Regions from separate parts of the Homo sapiens genome. Here region 2 is linked to region 1. A link is an interaction called in ENCODE POLR2A ChIA-PET data of the cell type or tissue named here. Cell type or tissue: CD4-positive, alpha-beta T cell. All regions are shown on one strand.

What was found. Peaks named below come from ENCODE experiments on the same cell type or tissue, not always from the same donor. Only the 100,000 strongest peaks of a DNase experiment are listed, where the experiment ranks them.
Region 2: POLR2A ChIA-PET joins it to region 1 with 21 read pairs; 7 of 35 experiments call an interaction of 5 or more read pairs at or near these places.

What each region holds. Positions count from the first base shown.
Region 1 is chr5:142,998,591-143,006,590 of GRCh38, forward strand. All of the region lies in intron 11 of ARHGAP26 (Rho GTPase activating protein 26), which reads left to right. Among named protein-coding and RNA genes, the nearest start is that of ARHGAP26-AS1, 130 kb to the left of the region's middle. RefSeq lists an enhancer at 3,788-3,857. In CD4-positive, alpha-beta T cell, CTCF peaks have their summits at 4,646 and 4,846; DNase peaks (open chromatin) are centred at 3,591, 4,001 and 4,511; H3K4me3 peaks cover 569 bases; H3K27ac peaks cover 4,315 bases.
Region 2 is chr5:143,430,924-143,438,923 of GRCh38, forward strand. It overlaps a transcript of NR3C1 not described here. Among named protein-coding and RNA genes, the nearest start is that of NR3C1, 31 kb to the left of the region's middle. RefSeq lists a silencer at 3,806-3,855 and an enhancer at 4,336-4,535. In CD4-positive, alpha-beta T cell, no CTCF peak of the experiment used is centred here; DNase peaks (open chromatin) are centred at 3,858 and 4,518; H3K4me3 peaks cover 2,357 bases; H3K27ac peaks cover 2,387 bases.

The DNA of each region.
Region 1 (8,000 bases):
TTTTGATGTGAACATACTAACAACCTGTTTCATCCAGGTCAACTTTAAACCACATTGTTCAGTGAGCATTGTTCAGTGAGCTGTGATCGAGCCACTGCCCTACAGCCTGGGTGACAGAGCAAGACCCTGTTTCCCCACCCCCTAAAAAAAGAACAAAAAAAAAGAAAAAGGAAAAGAACATTTGTTTACAGTATGAGAACTGAAACAAGAAGGCAGAATATGGCCTGTGCAACACGAGACGGTGAGCTAGTCTGATCAGCAGCTTTCCAACCTGCTGTCCCTTTCCTTTCCAGTTCCTACTCCCTCCAACATTTGCAGGACCTTATTCCTAGTCAACTGTCAGCAGATCCCAATTTTGCTGTTTGCTGGTAAGATTTGAGATGTTACCATCCTAATGTATATATGAAATTATTAAAGTGCATAGAGAGCCCTTCAGGACCTAAAGGGGTTCATTCATGATGGTGAAATATTAAAAATTATAGGGACTAAGAGTATGGCATTTCAAAGCTGGTTTGTTTCAGGCCCCCCTTTTGATGCCTTAGGAAATTAAGATACAGAGAGACGAAGAGGTTTGATCCGGGTCCCACAGTAAGGCAGTGACTGATTAGGGCCACTATACTTGTTAGCTCCCAGGGCTCCCTGCCCATTCAAATCATAGCTTATAGATGGCCATGTAGTTAGGTGAGTCCCCTGAAAATTAGCCTCGAGCATATAGATCTTTACAATGCTCAGCACACTTACCTGCTTGTCCTTTTAGCTGAGGGGGTAGGAGGCAGATCTCAGTTTTATTAATATAGTGAGGGTTCCCAAAGGATATATGAATCAATTTTATAATATGAGAACTGTTTTGGGGGAAGGAGAAAGAGGAGAGTGAGGCGGGTTAAGGCTACTTTTTCCTAAATTTGTATTTAAAACCAGTGAGTTTCAAATCTAGGTTATGACTCAGAAGCACCTCTAAATAATGTTTATAAACTAGGCTAACTAGGGGGATTAATTCAAGGTGAATTTTTCTTTCTGGCTGCTGTGGGGGTTAAAAAAATATCAAGGTAGGTTATAAACATAAAATCTAAAACTATAAAGCCTTCAGAAGAAAACATAGGACAAAATCTATGCGATCTGGGATTGGCAAAAGTTATGTAATAGGACATAGAAAGTGATAGCCCTACAAAAACATGAAAAAAAATTGACTTGATTTAAATTAAAAGCTAGTGCTTATCAAAAGACACCATTAAGAAATCAACTGGCAAGCTGTAGAATAAGAGGACATATTCGCAAACCATATATCTGACAAAGGACATATCCAGAATGTATAGAGAACCCATAAAACTCAGTAATAAAAAGAAGAACCTAACTAAAAGACAGAAAAAAGACTTGAAGAAACGCCGGACAAAAGATGGCCCAATACATACATGAAAAAGTATACATCATGGATCATCAGAAAAATGCAGTTTGAGACTATAATAAGATACTGCTACGCATACCCATTAGAACAGCTAAAAGTAGAAGATTGACAACACAATGAAAAGATTGGCAAGTGCTGGTGAGGATGTGAAGCAACCCAAACTCTCATACATTATTGGTGGGGGTGTAAGTAAAATGGCACAACTACTGTCGACAAAGGCTTGGAAGTTTTCTGTTTAATAACAAAAAACTCTACTGTAGAATCCAGCAGTTCCACTCCTAGGTATTTACCTAAGAGAAGTGAAAACACATGTCTTCAAAAAGATTTGTACAAAAACCTTTGGACCAGCTTTATGATAGCTACAGACAGGGAACCACCTAGGTGTCCATCAACAGAGGAATTGATAAAACTATGGTATATTCAAACATTAAATTTCAACTCAGAAGTAAAAAGGACTAAAGGTATTGGTTCACACCACAACATGGATGAATATTAAAAATTTTATGCTGAGTGCAATCCCATTACTGGGTATATACCAAAAGGATTATAAATCATATAAATCATTCTATAAAGACACATGTACACGTATGTTTATTGCAGCACTATTTACAATAGCAAAGACTTGGAACCAATTCAAATGCTCATCAATGATAGGCTGGATAAAGAAAATGGGGCACATATACACCATGGAATACTATGCAGCCATAAAAAAGAATGAGGTCATGTCCTTTGCAGGGACATGGATAAAGCTGGAAGCCATCATTCTCAGCAGACTAACATAGGAACAAAAAACCAAATACTACATGTTCTCACTCATAAGTGGGAGTTGAACAGTGAGAACACATGGACACAGGGAGGGGAACATCACACACCAGGGCCTGTTGGGGGATGGGAGGCAAGGGGAGGGAGAGCATTAGGACAAATACCTAATGCATGCAGGGCTTAAAATCTAGATGATGGGTGGATAGGTGCAGCAAACTAACATGGCACATGTATACCTATGTAACAAACCTGCATGTTCTGCACATGTATCCCAGAACTTAAAAAAAAAAATTTATGCTGAGTGAAACAGAGTAGCTATAAAAGAATATATATGATGTAAGTCTGTTTGTATAGTGATCTAGAATAAGCAAAACTAATTGGGGGTGCAAAACAGAACAGTGGTTGCCAGTGCATGGGGTGTGTGAGGGGTGGGAGTAAGATGGAAGGAGGTCTGAGGGAACTATCTGAGCTGATGTTTCTATCTTGATAGAGGTTTAGCTTACATGGGTATATGAAATTGTCACAATTCATGATTGGCATGCTTAAGAATTATGTATTTTATTGTATGTACATTTTACATTTAAAAATGGACAAATATTGAACTTTAGATGATATGTGTTCTGAAATGTTTAAAAGTGCTGATATCTGCAACTCCTCTTAAAATTTATTAAAAAGCAAGATGGACTGATGGATGATAGAAAGATGGCTAGATATGTGATAAGGCAAATATAGCAAAATATGAACAACTGTAGAATGGAGGTGATGGGTATATGCATGTTTACTGTCTCTTCTTTCATCTTTTCTGTATGTTTGAGAATTTTTATAAGGGTATGTGGATTGGGAGTAAATGTGCTGTTCTGGCTGGCCTAAGTCACACTATTCCTGGAGTCGGAAGTGGAGTGGATTCTGCCTGTGATGGAGGTGGGGGACCCACACAGAGTGCAGAATTCTAGAATCTACAGTTCCATTTTAGAAACCTCATTCTGCTCCTTGGGAGTTGTGGGAGAATACTGAGATTCTCCATGTGATCACAGTGCTGGGGATACCCTTTACTGCCAGCTCAAAGCAACAGAATAAAAGAGTGAATATTCTCAGAATCTCTTGTTGCATGCATACGAGTTGGCATCAAGATTATTTTTGGATTTGGGGTAGGAAACTCAGCTTCGAGTCATAGATCTAGAAATGCAGTCCTCTGAACTGACAGCTGTTTGTGGCAAGGGAAGAAGTCACCTTTCCCTGTGTCTGTGTTGGATAACATAACATTCACCTTCTGCCTCTCCAAGGGGCATTGTGGGGATGAAGGCGATCATGAACGTGCTTTGAGTTTGTCTGACTGCATCAGCCTCGAGTTGCAATGAAGACAGCTATGCATGCCACTGCCCGGAACCTCCTGGAAGAAGGGACTGGAGGTTGAAAGGAGCTGCATAGTGCTGTGACTCACTCTCTGCCCGTTGTTTCTCCTGGGCTGGGACCCACTTGGGCAGCAGAAGAGCCTTATGAGCTCCTACTTTGGTGTGCTGCATACCATCCCGAGGAATTTCTCATATGCAGTTTTCTAAAGCACAAAAGAGCAAGGTTCTCTCTTCTGCTAACAGAGCTGTATAACTATTTCCAAAAACACTGGGTTGGGGGTTGGGGGTTGGGGGTTGGGGAGGGGAGCACATAAAGACATTCTCTGTTTAGTATTTCAGTTTCTTTTGGGAGGATGGGAGGTGGTCTCTCCTCTCACCATGAAAACGGCATGCTGACAGATGAGTGGGTTCACATCCACTTTTTAATGTTGCATCAGCCTGAAGCCAGGAAGTGCTAGAGCCGTAAGACTCCTCACACTGTGACCTGGCCACATCCTACATACATGTCAGCTTGCACGCCATCTACTTAACTGTCATGCACTTGATAGCAAATGAGCTTTTGCCCTTTCTGCTGCCTTTAAAAATTTCCTGAAACACTTTTCTGACTTGTACATTACTTAGATTTCTTTCTTCCTCTTTTGCATCCAGTTTTTGTTTATGTTGGCTGTGACTCCAATCTTCGGTTGAAAGCTAGGGAAGTTGCTTATAAAGGTTTTCAGGATTGCTGAATATGAAATGCAAGGAAATTGCATAACATTGCAGCATTTCCTCCTCTTGTTGCTTGCTTGTTACCCAAAATACAGTAGTTCCTTCTAGAAGCTTGAAGAAATTTGGCAGATCCTACCCTCTGATGGTCTATTGTGGTCTAGAGAGTCAGTGTTATCCTGATTTGAGGTTGAATTTTTCTTAAGGTCAAACAACAAAGCTTCCTGAATTATAACTATGGCAACAGTGTTTATGTAACACACAAATCAAAGTCACGGGGTAGCGGAGGAGAAGCACCCACAACAATCAGTGTTAATAATCCCAGAACAGTTAGCCTGTGCCTAATTCACCAGAACCAAAAACAAGTTAAAATAAATGGCCTACTCCTTCACTGGTTATTGGGGTGTGACCTACCACCTACATGCTCCAGGAGGAGCTGTTTCACCTTTTCTCTTGAAACTATATCAGCTTAATTTGAAATTTCTCACAGAGAACTGCGGTAAGTGCCAGTGACACTCAAAATGTGAAAGCATTGCCATAAGGATAATTTGCTCATCAAGGTCATCATGACCTGCCTCTGACCTGCAGAGAAAGACCCAGACGAAGGAATGCGCATCCTTAAGCCCCTTGTCCTTTAATGAGGAATAATTTCTTGGACACTGAATATATGCAAACATTTAGATGCCGCATAGATCACTTCCCCTAAACCCTGCCCCATAGAAATGTAAAATTAACCTTGATTGGAGATTGGAAATGATAAGAATGAAAAATTTTATTTGGAAGTATTAAATTCTGTAGAATATAGACTGTAGGAGCAGTAAGAGATCAAAGAAACGAGAGATTAAGGTTGTCTGCAGCCATCAAGTAAGTTAGGAAATATTTGTGGAGTAAGGAAAAGGGAAATAACGTTTTTGAGCACCTCCAGTCCCTGTGATAACTATTTTAAATTCTGTTAATACTCTCATAAGTATTATTACTTAGCTCTACTTTGCAATGAGAAAGCAGACTCGGAAATGTTGAATGATTATCTAAGGGCGCATAGTTCAAAAGTGGTAGAACCAGGTGACAAAATAAAAACTTCATCCAGATTAAATTTAAAGGAGTTTAATTGAGCTATGAACAATTTGCGAATTGGGCAGCCCCCAGAATCACCACACATTCAGAGAGACTCCAGGGATGCCTCGTGGTCAGAACAAATTTATAGACAAAAAAAAAAAAAAAAAAAAAGGAAAGTGACGTACGGAAATCAGAAGTAAGGTACAAAAACAACTGGATTGGTTACAGCTTGGTGTTTGCCTTATTTGAACATAGTTTGAACACTCATCAGTGTATAAGTGGTTGAGGTATGGCTGCTGGGATTGGCCAAGACTCAGCTGTTGTTATAGGTAAATTTTCCTAAGTTAGGTTTTCAACCTTGTCTACCTATTAAGTTAGGTTACAGTTAGTCCACAAGGACTCAGATATAGGAGCATGGAGTCCTTCTCAGGCCATATTTAGTTTGCTTTAACACAGACCTTAATGCCAAGTTTCCAAAGCCACAGCATGCTCCATCCACCACTTGACTCAACTTCATCCAAATCCATTTCTCCCTGTTTTGGAATCTGTCCAGGGCCTATACCAGTGAAAGGGTTAGGCTGACAATGATTAAACCCCAAATGCAGCGAAATTAATCAGCCCAGGAATGCCCGGGATGCCTTCTAGACAGAAGGGGGCTTAGGTCTGTGTGTAAGAGGATGCTGGGTCAGCCTCCTGCTTTAGTGGACCATGAAGAGCTCCTGTCAGTCATTTATGTTCGGCTGAAATCTGCCTTCCTGGGGACTCCACCCTGACCTTCATCTCTGTTCAGCACAATAAGATTTCCCCTTTGTCACATCACTGCCCTTTGAGAATCTGAAGACTGGTATTGTGATGTTTTGAAGCCTTCTCTTCTCCAACCAACACTGTGGTTTAGGGAAACACATCTTGCAGAGCAAGTGAGCAGAGCCAGAGGGTGGAGCCAACAAGAACCAGGATATAGCCAATGTCAAGGTCTAGGTGAGAAGGCAAAAACAATCTGACCTTGGGCAATAGAAGAAGAAGTGGGGATGAGGAATAGGTTCAAGACATATGAAAGTAATAGAAGTGATACAACTAGGAACTGATTGGATATGTGAGGTAGAAGGAATGGGAAATTCAAGGATGACAGCACAGTTTCTCGTTCAACTTTGTTGCACATTTTTCTCCTTCACTCTAGAGTTCCCTATAAAGCACAAGTAGGCTTTTCTGTCATGCACTTAAAAAAAAAATTACCACAACCCTTGTCTGTGAGCAACAGAAACACAACTAAAAAATAAAAAGTATGTTATTGATATACTATAGAAAGAGCAGGGATGAGCTTCTGATATGTTAAGATAAAAGGGCTCAAATGATACCATCAGAATCCCATGTCCCTTCATTCATGGCCCTGCATTTCTTTGTTTGACCTTTTCTGCTCAAGGCTTTGCCTGTGTGGTAGCCGAAGTTGGCCTCAAAAGCTTCAGGTATGCATCCTGTTTTCCTAGCAACACAAGGCCTCATTTCCCATAGTTGTAATAAAAAATGAGTGAGTGTCATCGGCTGAGTTTGGCTTGGGCCAATCATATGTGCAGTAGGATGCATAGTCTGGATCACATGCAACAAACCTGAAGATGGAGTTGGGATCAGCCCCACCCAAACCATATGAACTTGCCTTGGCAGGGAGGTGGCTCCCCAAGGAAAATGAGGGTGGTATCCCTGGAAAAAGAGGTGCATGGATGTTGAACAGTAGTATTCACGGGTGTCCAGAGCACTTTTTTCCCCCAATGTTACTGAGGAATAATACTAAGAGATAAGTTGCTTATATCCACAAGGTACAAAGCAACAGGCAATGCTTGAACTAATGGAAAAGAAAGTTTATTTTTCTATTCATCATCATTGTTGTAATCATGTTTTGAACAGCAAGCAGCAGTTTTTATTCACCAGCAAGAACGCTTCCGGGGCTGTTAAAAGACTCTGTCTTTTGGATGGCTGTAGGAGCACAGCCATTTGGTCACTTTTTATTGGGCCATTTTCTAAGAGACTGCCTAGTCTTGAGATGCCTCTGATTGTGTAGGGGAAGGGACTCGGCACCAACAGGTACAGAACCCCTTTCTTAGCCCTTATTTCAGAACTCCCCAGTGGTACCATAGGCTTCAAAACTATTAGAAGCATTCGTTGTCACCTGGTGGATGTAGAGCTAACACACAGGGGTGGAACATAGAAAATAAATGGCTATGTGAGGGATTTTGATAGCCTTGAGTTAAGCCAAATAAGATAAATCTGTATCCTGTTTTCTCTTAGGAAGGCCTGAATTGTCTGTTTCCACTCCCTTGTAAGAAAGATTCATAGAGAATTTGCCAGGTGTTGGGGAGAACAAAGCGGTCACCTGGACACCTGAGCACACATCTAGCTTTCCTTTTCTGTCTGGCCAATGCATTGTCCTCACCAACTCCACCTTTAGTGTTTTTTCTTTTTTTTTTTTTTTTTTTTTTAATTGCAGTTTCTCTCTTATGCTCTCTATTTATCCAATCAGTACTTTCTGAGTGGCTGGCTATGTGCTAGTTACTGAACCCCCTTTATGTATAATTCTACAGGGTAAGAGCAAGGTCTTGACATTGGTTCAGGAATCGGTCTTTGGGAAGTGCCATCAACTATATTTTTATTGGTTTCACATTTGAGGGAGCCTCCCTAAGACAGCAAGTACAACAGTGGTAGCAGTGGAAAGGGAAAGCCTGGCAGAGTAT
Region 2 (8,000 bases), 430 kb after region 1:
AAAACACAGTCCCACATTATAAGTAATTCTGCTTAGGAACTTCCAGTTGACCATCAGTACCAAATAAACGTATCTTGAATTCAGTCATCTATATAAATGTTGTTTATGTAGAGATGTGGGAGGAGAGAGGAGAAGGTTATGATCTCTTTGTGGTTTCATGGGATGTACTGTTTGGTCCCTTTCTGGGGCCACAGGGGTACAGGTTCAGACATGGTTTAGGATACCAGGGTTCCGGGACTGGGTAAGAAATGTGGCTCAGGAGCTTCTGGGGAGAGAGATGGGCCACACCCTTCCCCAGTGCATTCATTTTTCAATAGGGCTTAGGAACTTTCAGAGAAAGGACTGAAATCCTGCCCACCAATGCACTGCAAACCTATGTCTGAGAAAGTAGGGTGTTCCCAGATGGAGAACAGATTATAGAGAAGAACAAGTGCTTCCACTGAAGAACTAAACTGGCACTACAATTCCAATAAGAAAAATTGGTGTTATGCATGTTCTCACTCATAAGTGGGAGTTGAACAATGAGAACATGTGGACACAGGGAGGGGAACATCACATACCCGGGCCTGTCAGGGGGTGGGGGGTAAGGGGAGGGAGAGCATCAGGACAAATACCTAATGCATGCGAGGCTTAAAACCTAGGTGGTGGGTTGATAGGTGCAGCAAGCCACCATGGCACATGCATACCTGTGTAACAAACCGGCACGTTCTGCACATGTATCCCAGAACTTAAAGTAAAATAAAATAAAATAAAATAGAAAAAGAAAAGTTGGTGTTAGCAGAGAGTGGGGGTTATAGGTAGTTTCCCAGCTGACATCAAAACTTGCCTGTACACAGCCACCCTAGGGGCACTTTTGTAGCCTTGGAGAAAGGTGCAGTGGGTTGATTTGGAAGAATAATAACTCTGTAAAAGGTAGTAACACTATGGTTTAATCAGCTTTGCAGTGGGGCCCCTGGATGAGTGGACTATAACAATTACTACAGCAATTACATCCTCTGGCTTTGAATGACATTTATATGGGTTTGGGAACAGAGATGACTCTCCCTGAGGGGGTGGTGGTAGCTGCAAAGCTGACAGGAGCGGAGTTTCAACCTTGGTGGGGGTGGAGGAGCAGAATATGTGTACGACTATCAGGGTTGGTGGTAAAAACTGCCTTGCTTGGCTCAGCATGTCTCCAGTGAGGAAGCCCTGTCATGAGCCACTAGAATACCTGGGACTGGGTGCATCTACAGTGCCAGCCTAGCTGAATGTAGCACCAAGTGTGTTCATCTCACTTTGCTGAGTGGGAGGTGACACTGGACCAGTGATCTGGATCGCTGAATTATACATTTAAAATATGTAATGCGCTAGGTTAAAAGTGCTATAAAGAAATAAGGTCATAACAAGGTAGTAAGGCATCTAGCATATATTCCAAATTCACAAACATTGGTCCTGCAGGATTTCCAGGTGATGGTGACTGTGGTGGCAACGGGGATGGGGACAGATTTCTAGTCCTGAGGGGCATCTTTGTGGAAACATCAGAGCCTTGGTCCATGGATTCCTGCCATAGTGGGGACAGAAGTGAACTATTTCTGGCTGCACGTCAGCACCCTTAGGCATTTCCAGAAATATTTAGGGGAAAGACACTCTTTAAAAGGCTGAGGTAAAGCAGGGACACTCAAAATTGGTGAAGTGTGAGATGCTCGGGATGAGTTTGTTTAAACAAAGTAAGCCAAAGGGGCTATTAAAGCGTACGGTTCCCCATGAATTCAATGTTTTTCTTTAAGCAACTCAACTTCTGTGGCTACTTGTTACAGCTATTTCAAGGAGCTGCCCTTGGAAGCCTTCATTTTTATGAGGTGTAAGAAAAACCATGACTCAGGTAAATCTGTCAACATTTTCCCATAGAAAGTTTATCTTTAGAGGCTCCTCCCACCGGGATCCTCTCCATCTGTCCACAGCCTACTGAGTAACCCACCGACTATTGCGTTCTCTGCCCCACGTTCATTCGTTCCTTTTCCCTATTCAAACTTCAACTAGCTCTAATGGCAGAAAAGTGATCTGATATATAACGTCACCTAAAAGGACAAATGACTGACAGTAGCTCGATTTAGTTTCCATTTTAAAGGAGGATGTTTGGAGTCCACAATGCCTTAATGGAAAGGAATTGGGCTAATTGTGTAATTCTTTCAACAAGGCAGGCCATTGGTGGGAGGCTTTTGGGCAGGGGAGCTTCCTGGAATCTGTTAATGATATACCCCAAAGGCAACTCAACTGACTCATGAAGTTAACTCTGATGGTGCTGATGATGTTACTAAGAAGCCCTAAGCCTGTGCTGCCTAAAGTTCACAGAGTTTTATTTAACATATTCTTTTGAGCTAGGCAGAGAAGAAATGACCATCTCTCATTAACAGCAAGGATACTGAGGACTGGAGATCACCCTCATTTGCCCAAGTGTCTCAGCTAGTAGCTGATGGAAACAGCACTAAATATATATATATATAATTTATTTATTTAAATTATATATATATATAATTTATTTATTTAAATTATATATATATATATATATTTAATTTCATCTTGTGTGGGCAAATAAAGGCAGAATGTCCAAGACAAGGTTGTTTACCTTGGCTGTTATTGGCACCTTGGAATAATATTAAGCTGTAAGGGGCTTAAGATCAGCTAAATTACCTGATCTGTAAGCCTCTCTCTTTTTCTCATCCCCCATGTCCAATCCTCCAGCAACTCCTGCAGGCTTAACATTCAAAATAAACACTTTCCACCATTCCACTGCTCCCCTCCATCTGAGGCCTTACCTCTCTCATGTAGATGGTTATGGCAGCTTCCTGACTGCTCTCCTTCCTTCCACACTTGCCCATCTACAGTTAATTCTTCACACACCAGCCAGAGGGATCCTGTTCAAACCTAAGGCAGGTCAGGGCGGTCCTTTGCTTGGAACCTTCAGCAGTTCCTCCCTGCAGGCAGAGTCAAAGCCCAGTCTGCACCTGGCTCCTGGCTGCCTTGATGGCCTCAGCTCCAGTTCTCTTTGCTCCAGTCAGACTGTCTTTCCTTTTCCTCAAACTTGCCACACACCTTCCTACCTCAGGGCCTTTCTACTGGCTATTTCCGCCCTGCCCCTTGAGTCTTCCAGATATTCACATAACTGGCCTCTTTACTTTATTCAGACCCCTGATCAAATGTCATCTCCTCAGAGAAGCCCCTCCGCCACTATCACTCTTCTAGCCTCTCATTGTGTTTTAGCTCTCCTTATAGCACTTTTTACCTAACACATTATATATATTTTAAAACGCGTTGTCTCGTTCTCCTTTCTAGTTGGAAGCTCCATGTCAGTTTTGTTTTGTTCCCTGCTGTATCTTCATTGCCTACAATAGCACTTGGCACATACTTGCTGAATAAATGAAACTGAGAAACTCAGAGCAAACTATTTCTTTTTAGATAAAGCCCACAAAAATGTTTTCTTCCTGTTCAGTTTAAACTATCCAGCACACAACATCAGCCTTGTGATTGTCTTTTTTTCTGATGCTCTGACCTCTGAGTGACCTTTAACAAGTAACTTTGTTAGAACTCACTTTACCCAGCTATAGAATGGGAATAAAAATATAACCTACCTTCCTTCTCAGACACTTTAATGAAGCAAAGTCTTCTTTGTTCTTTGAGGAAAGGAGCCAGGCAGATGAAAATTCCTGTTATTAAGGTACAACTAAAGCCCGAGGAGGGTAGGAGCTGCATTTTGTTCCTCCCCATTCTCGCACAGAGAAGGCACTCATTAAGTGCTTATCAAAGTTAATATCTGTGGCACACAAACTGCACCTGCCTCTGCAGCAGTCGTCACAGAAGCTGGCCCCTTTCCTGGGCTAACTGCTCTGAGAGCACCAGAATGAAATCTGACTTAGATATGACGCAGATTCCTTTTTTCAGAAGAAGCCAGCTACACAACTCTTGATGAACAAATAGCTACCAACGATGAGCACAAACCAGAGAATTTCAGAAGTGAAGAAAATTTCAGATCAGAAGATCCTGTCTCTCGGGTATAACTTTTTTTTTTTTGGAGAGAAATACAGTGACTCTCCTAATTATGGTGAATTTCCTAGTTCAGCTCAGAGCCACTGATTCAGCAGATATTCCCCCAGGCAGATCCTAATGGAAACCAACATGTGAGGTCTGATGCTGGGAATTTTATCATGCTCAACAAGGATTTGAAAACTAAATGAATGCGTGCATATTCACACTAAGCAATTTTCCTCCCTGCCTTCACCACTTTCCCTTTTTTCTTCTCTTACCCTCTTTCTGTTTCTATTCCTTCCCCACTCATGCCCCAGTGCTTCCGTTGGACACATGCGCATTTTACGGTCCTGCAGGGCTTGAAAGATTTCTGACCTTCTAAGGTCCAGTGATTTGGTATCAGAAGATCTAAGTTTTCTCCTTCTCTCTGCCATTTAAAGAAGCGTGTTGCAATTTCCCCAGCAGAAGTGAAAGTGATTCGCCTCTACTCAAATGTCTGCATAGGCACAAGAATGAGGGCGAGAGGGAGCAAGAGAAGAGGAAGAGGTACCTTTTGAATGGGGTGAAAGCAAACCCTTACATAACCTGACCACACAATAGGAGGAAATGAAAACTTGGGTTCAAGGGCAATTTTGTCATTGGTTATTAGTCTGTGTCATCAAGCAGGTGCCAGAAAAACAAATTTTATTTTGATTTTAGGCATTCATTTTAACAACTGGATTTTCCTAATTTCTCATTCCCAAGGAGGATCTATGCAAGAATGCACAATTTATAGTTAATTTGGAGATGAATAAAATATTAACATACCTTTTGTTCCCCCTAAAACATAATACCTAAATTAGTGTGATGCCTTGGTTACCATCCTACATATGTATTTGGATTGTAAATGAGCTCAGTTTTAAGCACATTTGTAACAGTGGAACAAGTGAGGCTTGTATTACATGGCCAAATTGATATTAATGATGGTGGCCTCGAGAACGGATTCCATCCCAAGACATCTGATCTGCAGACAGTTGAGCATTCACAGCAGTTTTGACTTTATTGACTTCATTGGCCCCAGTCAGAAGGTTTTCATCTAGTGCATTCAGTTACCCTGATTTCTAATTACAATAGAATCTTTCAAATAGATTTGTTTCCAGAGAGCTTGCTTGAGATAGATTAAATGGCAGAAGTTGCAAAGGATGTCATTGTTTTACATAAAAGATCTGTGGAAATTACGCCTAGAAACTTGTTGCCTTTTTATTTTAAAAGCTGCTATATACAAAATAACAGTCAGGGTCAAATAGTTACCACTGTGACAACAATCATTTATGGTACGTTTGCAATTGTTCTAAAAAGTTAATATGGAAAAGTTACCAGAATTAAGTGGTGATGTTTTACTTAAGAAGTAGAAAAGATTTACAATTCATTATGGATGTAAAAAGAAATGGACTCTAAGAAACTTGTTACTGTAGTTGTTGAAAGAATATTGTCAAAGTGTTTATCCATATTAAGTGGCTCCATAGAACGTAGTTCCTTTAGATTTTAGTGTTAGCTTCTATAAAACTGCTGGTTTGTTTTAATCTTTTGGAAACCATAGGTGTTTTTTTTTAATACCAGTGATCATATTTTCCTTTGTGCTTTTGTTGGTAGGAAGCTCAGAGCCCAATTTACAATCTCTAATGACTCCTATTGAACTTTATATTTGCACTTCTTTTAGTTTCTTTTTTTTAGGGTGGGAATAGGGTTTTATTAATTTTTCCCTGGATTTATTTGCTTCACAATATTTCTCTTCACTTTGATTCAACTGTTTCTTTTCTCTTTTTCTATGATATATGTTCTTAAAAGCTGGCATGAAGTGAAATGGAGCATATCTGGTCTCAAAGTGACAAATTTAACACATCCAAAATCATCACCCTAGTGTGACTATTTATCCCATCTTACTATCGTTTTAGAACAATGCATTTAGAATGCTGTCCTCCTTCTTGAAGTTTTAAAAATCATTTAATTCTTCTCTGAATTAGTGTACACTAACGTTTACATCTTAATCTTTTATATTTTGTTTGTTTTTATCCTTTGCTTCAAAAGAAATTAATGTGCACTGTGACCTTAGTTTCCATTAGTCATCAACTTGGGGACTAACATGACTGCCTCACTGTCAGTGAGTATCTTTTTCTGATAGTTCCAGGAGGGGTGATTAATCTCACCTGATTCATCATGTTCTTTTACTCTGTCTGCCCAGTGACTATGGCCTTGCATTTCCTTGCATTTATTTCTTTACCATCTAATTCAACTTAATTATTTATTGTTTGACCATTTTGCATTCTCTTTCTTCCTGTCTCTTGCACAGAACTCGCCATTCCTTCTCTGTTTCCATTCAGCCTCCTTTGCTGGTTCCTCATCTCCCCTACATCATAATGCTGGAGTGCCTTAGGGCTAAGTCCTTGGGTCTCTTCTCTTACCTGCAAATACTCTTACCTTGGTTGGTTTGTTTAACCCAATGGCTTTAAATCAAATTTCTACACTGAAGACCGAAATTTATGTCAGCAACTTGGATGTCTCTTCCGAACTCCAGACTCACATACGCAACAGCCTACTCATCATGTCCAGGTGGATATTTAGTAGGCATCTCAAAGTTATTCAAAACTGAACTTCTGGTCCCTACTCATAACAAACAACTGTGTTTTTCCTGCAGCCTTCTCCTATTCACTTTAGAGCAATTCCAACTCTATCCTTTCAATTGCTTAGGACTTCGAAAGTCTAGGAATCATCCTGAGTCCTCATGTTCTCGCACACCTCATATCCAGGCCATTGATCCAATCCTGTGATTTCTAGCTTCAAGATATATCCATCTCTATCCTATATTTGCTTGGCTGCTAGCAGCATGACCCCAGCCACTGTCATCTCTTGCCTGGGTTAGCAACAGCCTCTTTTAGTCCTGGCCCTGTTCCTGCCCTTGCCCTGGAATGCGCTCTTCTCCACCCAGCAGCCAATGGGGTCATGTGAAAATGCATCCCCAGTAGAAAAGAAAAACCTTTTCACCTCACTCACACTTAAAGCCACAGTCCTTACAACGGCCTTCCCAGCCCTACAAGATCTGGACCCCAGCCTCTCTGAGCCTCCTCCTCACTCATCATGCTTCAGCCACTGTCCTCTCCCTGGCCTCTCCCAGCCACATGCCTCTCCCCAGGCAGGGTCACTCTGTTTGCACACATCCCTCAGCTGCCCTTACTCCTTATCTCTTTCAGGTTTTTGCTCAAGCCTTCTCTCATCAGAGACTCTTCTGGTCAAATATCTGATCATCCTACTGAAAATTAAGGCTCCTTTTCTAGCCCCACCCTGTCTATCCCCGTTCTTGTTTTATTTTTCTCTGTAGCACTTATTACCATTTCAGATACCATATATTATTATACTTATTTGTTGTCTATCTCCACCCTCTTCTTCCAGAGTATAAACTCCATGTGGCTAGGGTTTTTTGTTTGTTTGTTTTTGTTTTTTAGACAGAGTCTCACCCTGTCACCCACGCTGGAGTGCAATGGCACGATCTCAGCGCATCGCACCTCCTGCCTCCCGGGTTCAAGCGATTCTCCTGCCTCAGCCTCCCGAGTAGCTGGGACTACAGGTGTCCACCACCATGCCTGGCCAAGTTTTGTATTTTTAGTAGAGACGGGGTTTCACCATGTTGGCCAGGTTGGTCTCAAACTCCTGACCTCATGATCTGCCCACCTTGGCCTCCCAAAGTGTTAGGATTACAGGTGTAAGCCACTGTGCCCGGCCGACGGCAGGGTTTTTATTTGTGTTGTTTATGTGGTCTGCTGAACACCTAGAACAGTCCCTGATGTGTAGGTAGCTCAAACAATATTTATTGAATGAATGGATGAAACCAAATACTCTGGCCTCGTTGGCACTAATTCTAAACCATTAAGCTAATGAAACAGAGTGCCATCCAAAATAAATTAATAGAATAAAGCAAGTCCCCATTATCAAAGCAAAATAGATAATTAAAAATTAAAGCAATA